Regions from separate parts of the Homo sapiens genome. Here region 2 is linked to region 1. The links are chromatin contacts, found by Hi-C or POLR2A ChIA-PET in ENCODE. All regions are on one chromosome and are shown on one strand. The core of a region is the stretch at or near the end of the contact, and the rest is flanking DNA. Distances in the headings are between cores, read along the strand shown. Region 1 has its middle 26 kb from the start of LSM3. Region 2 overlaps SLC6A6 (solute carrier family 6 member 6).

Region 1 (3,477 bases), core at 122-2,621:
CGAGACCAGCCTGGCCAACATGGAGAAACCCCATCTCTACTAAAAATACAAAAATTGCCAGGCGCGGTGGCTCACGCCTGTAATCCCAGCACTTTGGGAGGCTGAGGTGGGCGGATCACCTGAGGTCAGGAGTTCGAGACCAGCCTGGCCAACATGGAGAAACCCCATCTCTACTAAAAATACAAAAATTGCCAGGCGCGGTGGCTCACGCCTGTAATCCCAGCACTTTGGGAGGCTGAGGCGGGCGGATCACGAGGTCAGGAGTTTGAGACCAGCCTGGCCAGCATGGTGAAACCCCATCTCTACTAAAAATACAAAAAAAAAAAAAATTAGCTGGGCCTGGTGGCACTCACCTGTAGTCCCAGCTACTTGGGAGGCTGAGGCAGGAGAATTGTTTGAACCTGGCAGGCGGAGGTTGCAGTGAGCCAAGATTAGGCCACTGCACTCCAGCCTGGGCGAGAGAGTGAGACTCTGTCTCAAAAAAACAAACAAAAAAAAACCCCAAAAAAACCCCCAAAAAACAAAAATTAGCCGGGTGTGATGGCAGGTGCCTGTAATCTCAGCTACTTGGGAGGCTGAGACAGGAGAACGGCTTGAACCCAGGAGGCGGAGGTTGCAGCAGTGAGCCGAGATTGCGCCATTGCACTCCAGCCTGGGGATATGAGGGAGACTTCATCTCAAAATAATAATAATAATAATAATAATAATAATAATAATAATAAAGAATTTAAGCCAAGCCTTAAAAAAAGAAAGAATGTATAAAACTATGAGCTTGGGAAATGGAAAAAGTTGGGGACAACTATTCACTTTAACAAAATAATTCTTTCTGTGAGGCTTTGCGCCTGGTTTCATCTATGAAATAGTGTTCTTCTAGAGCACAAAAAGCACTCGACACAGTGTTGCAGAAACATGACAAGCCTAGAAGAGGCCGGCTAGAGGCCTTCTGCAATGCCAGGTCCAATGGTGTGATAATAGCTTGGAGATTTTGCTTATCTGCTTTATCTCCCAAAGGGCATTGCACAATATCAGTGTGCTTGGATTGGACAGGATTCCAGTGACACGGTTCATGTTCTATTTTGATTCTGGCAGTTGGTAACCTTTCTTCTAGGAAAGAGGAAATAAAACACCCCATTGGTGATATTCCGTTGTTCTGAGCATACGAGGGTGGTAAGGCTGCCGGGGGCAACTGACCAGAGGCAGGTGTGGTCCCTGGGTCATTTTTAGCCACACTCCCAGGCCCTGATATCTGGCAGGGAGGTCTGTAACCAGCTCTGTCAACCTGCCATGAGGATGACCTGCCCTTTCCCTTGGTTATTCAAGTCCCAGGTTTTTCCTGAGCGGAAGCTGACAGTGATGTCATTTTCTCGTGATATTGGCGGGGTGACCTTGTTCATGGAGCTGGTTTCATCCATTTCTCTTCTACCTTGAAGCTGAACTGAGAAAAACATTGCTGAGAACCACAGAGAGGGAGGGCAGAGGACGCTGCAAAGGGGAGGCTCCCCTGTTCCCTCATCTGATTCCCAAACCCTTATCATGACCAGCTGTTAGCCATCCCAGTTTCTAGCAGAACTCAGCCTGGAAAAGTCATACAGGAAAAACAATGCAAGGAGAGATCGATGAAAAAATTTTTAAAAAATGTTGTAGTAGACTCAGCAAGGCAGAAACTATGGATTCATGAAGAACAGCTTGGATCCTTGTTATAAAGACAGATAAATATTTACAGGTGGTCTTTTCAGAAAGGCATTCAGGAGGAGACAAGAAGCATCTTATTTAGAGCTGCTGGCCCAATTAAGGGAATCAAAGATGTCCTGAGCTCCGACTCCATGGCAGGACCTGAGCTCCATCCTTGATGGACATCTTTTCATCCTCAGCCCTTCTTCCTGAGGTGGGCACTGTCACTATCCCCATTTACAGAGGAGGAAACTAAGGGTCAGAGAGTTGGAGTCTGTTATTCAGCTGGGAAGCAGCAGTGCTAGGGTTCACATGCATGGCTTTTTCACTCCAAATCTGTAGGCTTTTCCTAGCACACACCAATGTCGGCTTTCAGATACTGCTACCAAGAACTCCAAACCTAGGCTCTTTTAATCAATAGCAGAGTGATTGAGTCCTTTTCCTGAAACTCACATTGTTCAAGCTCAAAGGACACTGTATAGATGAGGACTCCAAGGCTAAGAGCAGGAAAAGGGATCTGCTCAACAGGATGGCAGAATCTGGCCTCAGGCCGCAAAGAAAGCTCTGTCCACCCATTATTCAGCCACGTGCACAGAGCCAGCGCAGCAAAACCCATCTCACCTAGAGTGCGGCTTTGTTGGTGATCTCGGTTCAGCAGGATATGGGCACCACGGGAATGGTATTTTCCCTTACAACTTTCTCCCTGGGGCCTACATATTATGTAGCTATTGTAGGGTTGGAGTTCCACAAACTGGATTTCAGAGCTCGCTGGCCAGTATTAGCTCATGTTGATTGCAAAGCAAGGACTGAAGTGGAAAAGCAAAAGAGCACAGCACCACCTGGTGTTGGCAACTAAGACATGCAGGTTCAGGAGTAAAAACAACTCCCTGCATTTCCCTTCGTGTGAGGAATGGAAGCCCAGAATGGGCGAGGAGCTCGCCAAAAGTCACAGAGCACACGGTGATCGAGCTGAGTCTGACGGGTGTGATTTCCAACTCTGTGCTCCTCCCACGAGGCCTGGCCAAGGGAAGGAAAGCACAGTCTTCCCCTTCCTGAATACCAGCTTGAGCAGGGTCCCCATAGCACCCGCGAACTCAGAAGACCCTTTCCTTCGAAAAGGGAAAGGACGGTGAAATGCTGGCCTGTGATCGGAAGGAGGAGACCGTGTAGCTGCAGGAGCAGCACATTGCACGGGTCCAGAGGCTACAGCATGAGCGGCACCACTGGAGCTGGGGCACACAGTGGCCCTTATTTAGGCTTTAGAACTAGATTAGCCTGGACTCGCGGTGGCCTCAGGCAAGTCTATTTCACTGTCTTGGGCTCTTCATCCCCTTCTGTGAAACGAAGGTGCTGAATGACGCCTGGACTTCCGAGGTCTCAGACTTTTGGCTCACTCTTCCCATGCCGACTGGCCTCCCTGCCGACCCTCCACCAGGAAAAGCCTCATCTCAGAGCCTCTGCGCGGCCTCCAGTTTCTGGAAGAATGCTGTTTTGCCAAATCCCCTTGGGGCCTGTTCCCTCCTGCTATTCAGATGTCCGCTCAAATGTTCTCTGCTGAGACAGACCTCGTCTGAGCACTGTTCCCCCTCACCCCCCACAACACCATGTCACCTCCCATCTCCTCACCCATTTCAGGTCCTTCCCAGCTCTTAGCATCGTGCACATAGTTGGTCTTGCTCAGGCCTCTGTGGACAGATCCTGGCACATAGCGGACATCTGAAAATAACTTTCAATGGAACAAATCAAGTTATTTCAAATTCACCATTCTCCTGAAAACTATCTGGGGAGGAAAAGAGCAGGGACAGT
Region 2 (3,415 bases), core at 544-3,043, 230 kb before region 1:
ATCCGCGCCGCCTTTCTCTGCCCTGCTCCCTCGGGGCCGGGCGCGGGATTCGACAGGCCAATGGCTACTGTAAAAATAGTCCTAGCAGCCAGCATTGTTCCAGCATTGACTTGCACAGCCCCCCGATGGTTATCAGGGCAGCCCATTGTGGGCTGGCTCGGTGGGCGCATAATTGGAGGATGTGAGACTCAACTCCCTCCGAGTGAAGGTGTTTCTCAGGAAATGACCCTGGAGCCTCCTCACCCAGAAGCTCATGACCTCATTGGCAGCTGGGATGGGCCAAGTCCATCCCCGCTAGGAGCTGGGGTCTGCTTCACTGCGGCTACCCTGAGAGTCCCGGCTCTGCCCTCTGGGCACACAGACCCACTTGCCACACTAATATTCGAGAACCCTCTAGAAACATGGAGGAGGAGCAACTGGGGTTCCCCAAGTCCCTTTGCTCTAGGCTCTGATTTCCTACAAAATGAAGCCTCCACCCCCTTCCACACTCAGGACCCCATCGTCCCACCACCTGGGGCTGAGCCAGGATGGGGGTGGGGGTTTTCAACAGGGCAGAGTGGGGACCTGTCACGTGCCTGGCATGGTGGGGGTCTCCCAACTCCTCATTTCTAAGGTGCACCCACCTCTCCACCTGTGGGGGCTGCAGTCACAGGTCCACCTGCCTTGAAGAACACACAGCCAGCAGCCCTGCCCCTGAAGAAGCCCATTCCAGCAAGACCCGCCTGTACATTCCTGGCATCCACCCACAGCTCTCTATCGCCATGGCAACCACGAGCTACAGGCCCCTCAGCCCTTGCACTGGCATCTGTGGCAGCCTCCTCACAGGTCTCCCTGCTGCTACTCTGCCCGCCCCTGATCTATTCTCAATGCAGCAGCTGAAGGCAGATTAAAAAGCAGAATCAGGTCCTCATGCCCCCGCCCAACCCTTTGCTCACCCCTAGAAGAAAACACAGGCTCCTCACCATTGCCCACCAGGTCCCAGCACATGCCCCTGCCGACCCTCTGGCCCCATCTTCCCTCTCCCCTTCTCCTTGGGACACGGGCCACACAGAACTGCTTTAGTCCCTCCTACTGCTCAGGCTCAGTCCCCTCTGAACCTTCCCCACTGGCTGTTGGAGCCGCAGTATAAAAAGCCCCCTGGCTCCCTGCCAGCTGCCCCAGGCACCCTGGCCCCTACAGGGACCAGAATATAAGCCTCAACCCAGAAGCTGAAAGTCACTTCCCCAAACAGGTGACCTAAGGCAAGTCACTCAACCCCACTAGTCTTCAGTGTCCTCATCTGTAAAATGGGGTAACTGTACCTTCCCTGTGGGAGTGTTGTGAGGGTTAAATGAGGGGGGGTGCACAGGAGGTGCTTAGAACAAGATGTGGCACACACTCCATGCACAGCAACTACATTATGACTTGAGACTATCTCCTCTTACTACCGCTATCACTACTATCCAGTCCACCCCTGGCCTTGGGGTATATAAAGCCTTCATCCTCCCCAGGGTGAGATCAATAAGGCCCAGAGATGACAAGAGACGCCCTGAGGTCACTCCGCTGGGAGTAACAGTGACCGTGATGTATCCAAACCCTTAGGAGCTTAGCCTCCACTGTCCCTCTGCGGCTCAGTCTGACCTCAGAGGACACCCTCCAGGGAGTCCCCGGAGTATCTCTGTGCACCTCTGCAAACTTGCAATTAGGCCAGTCACCCCAGCTTCCTCACACACACACAAGTGGTCACCCCGCTGCGCAGTGAGTACTCAGGAGCGAGTCCTCCTCCACAGGCGTCCCTGCACCCGCCGACAAGGGCTGTTTTCCTTGGCACTGGGCCCAGGGTTATTTTGCAGCAGCCGAGATACATAATTCCCCATTTTAAGAGCTTCCTCTTTGGTTATTACAGCTACAAGTGATTAGAATTGACTGATACAGAGGCTATGGGATGAAGCCTCTCCCTGTGCCCAGCTAAACATTCTCCTTGTCTCTGTGTTCCAGAGGTGACAGCCAGAGCCAGCTGTGCCTGAAACCAACTGCAGATCACCTGGTCAGATTTGACACACACGCAGGCAGGTGCAGCCCCGTGCCAGCGATGCCATGGCTTGCCACAATATCCCTTTGCTGTCTCCCTGTTTAATATTAAGATTTGTGAGGACTTATTCTGGGGGCTGAGCTGTTTATGAACACAGTTTCCTATTCTCCAACACTCCTATTGTGGAAGAGACTTTGGTAGTTTATAGATAAAGGAAGCTGAGGCTCACGCAGGGAAGCGAGCAGCCTGGCTGAGGCTACACACACGGGTGGAAAGGAGAGAGAGGCTCAAGGCCAGAGTTCCCACCTGGCCACCTGGGCCTCCGGCACCGAGCAAAGCTTAGAAAGAGGTCTCTGCACTGCTTGCAAATGGGGACCCCTATATCTTGCTCTGCATCCCTCCCGGTGCCCTGAGCACCAGCCAGCTGGGCTTTGAGTTGAGTTGCAGATGCTGCCTCCCCCAGCATCTACCACCTCAGTCCAAGGCTCTGGGGAAAGTCAAGCCCTTGCCTCTATTTTTCCTGGGCAACCTTCCCAGAGGCTCGAGAGTTCTCTGCACCTGCCCTGCCGTCCTGCAGACCCTGCACTTCTCAATTTAACAACCAGTGTCCTACATGTCTCTTTCTGGTGGAGAACAATGATTTAAATCTCATATTGTCAATGGCATAACCACTCAGGAGCTTCTGCCATGCTTTTAGGAAGAGGCCAGGTCCTTGTCTGTTTCCTATTTTGCCTGCTTCTCCCATCCCAAACTGCCTAGCACATACCTGGCCTTTAAGAAGGATCTCTGGGCCAGGTTTCTCAGCAAACCTCTTGGTTAAGCAAACTGATCAGCGGGTTGGGCAAGCAGCTCCTAGAGTCCCAGAACAGGGGCAAGAAGAGACCTGGATGACATCCATTCTACAGGTGGGGAAAACTGAGGCCTAAACAACTCCCTGCCCACTAGGCTTGCTGTGGAATCAAGTGCCTGGCTGGACCCCTTGCCCCGCCCTTTCCACAGCAGGCATCTCTCTCCTTTCCTCACTTTTCTGCCCATTCCAGAGCCAGATTCTGGGCTGAGGCCATGACTAAGCTGTGTGACCCAGAGCAAGTAACAACCTCTCTGTGCCTCCGCTTCCTCACTGGTAAAAAATGAGGGTAAAAACAAGACCAGGGACTAAGCAGGATGCTGCCTAATGTTATTCAGCACACAGCCCAGCACATACCAATTGATCAATAAATAGTAGCTTTAAAAAAAAAAAACAGCCACATTGCAATTCTATTATACTTTGTGGCAACCATTCTACCCTGTGTTTGTTTTAAAAAAAGAAAAAGTGGGCCAGGCGTGGTGGCTCACGCCTGTAATTCCAGCACTTTGGGAGGCCGAGGTGGGCAGATCACTTGAGGTCAGGAGTTCAAGACCAGC

Evidence for each region. Hi-C counts contacts between places; a loop is a spot of excess contacts on that map. ChIA-PET counts read pairs that join two places held with the same protein, here RNA polymerase II (POLR2A). Pooled maps may share reads with other maps.
Region 2: a loop to region 1 is called in a map of K562, with 2.3 times the contacts of the local background. The contact joins two enhancer-like sites. A Hi-C loop is called at or near these places in 1 of 168 maps with a recorded cell type or tissue (K562) and 7 of 50 pooled maps. POLR2A ChIA-PET finds 5 or more read pairs at or near these places in 4 of 52 experiments (AG04450, GM10248, PC-9 and 1 more).

Annotation. Positions count from the first base shown.
Region 1 is chr3:14,202,670-14,206,146 of GRCh38, reverse strand. No RefSeq gene overlaps it. Among named protein-coding and RNA genes, the nearest start is that of LSM3, 26 kb to the right of the region's middle. Within about 2 kb of position 1,371, at least 14 of the 41 ENCODE cell types and tissues checked have a DNase peak (open chromatin) inside an H3K27ac peak, as active enhancers do.
Region 2 is chr3:14,438,056-14,441,470 of GRCh38, reverse strand. All of the region lies in intron 2 of SLC6A6 (solute carrier family 6 member 6), which reads right to left. Among named protein-coding and RNA genes, the nearest start is that of SLC6A6, 37 kb to the right of the region's middle. RefSeq lists an enhancer at 1,574-2,074. Within about 2 kb of position 1,793, at least 16 of the 41 ENCODE cell types and tissues checked have a DNase peak (open chromatin) inside an H3K27ac peak, as active enhancers do.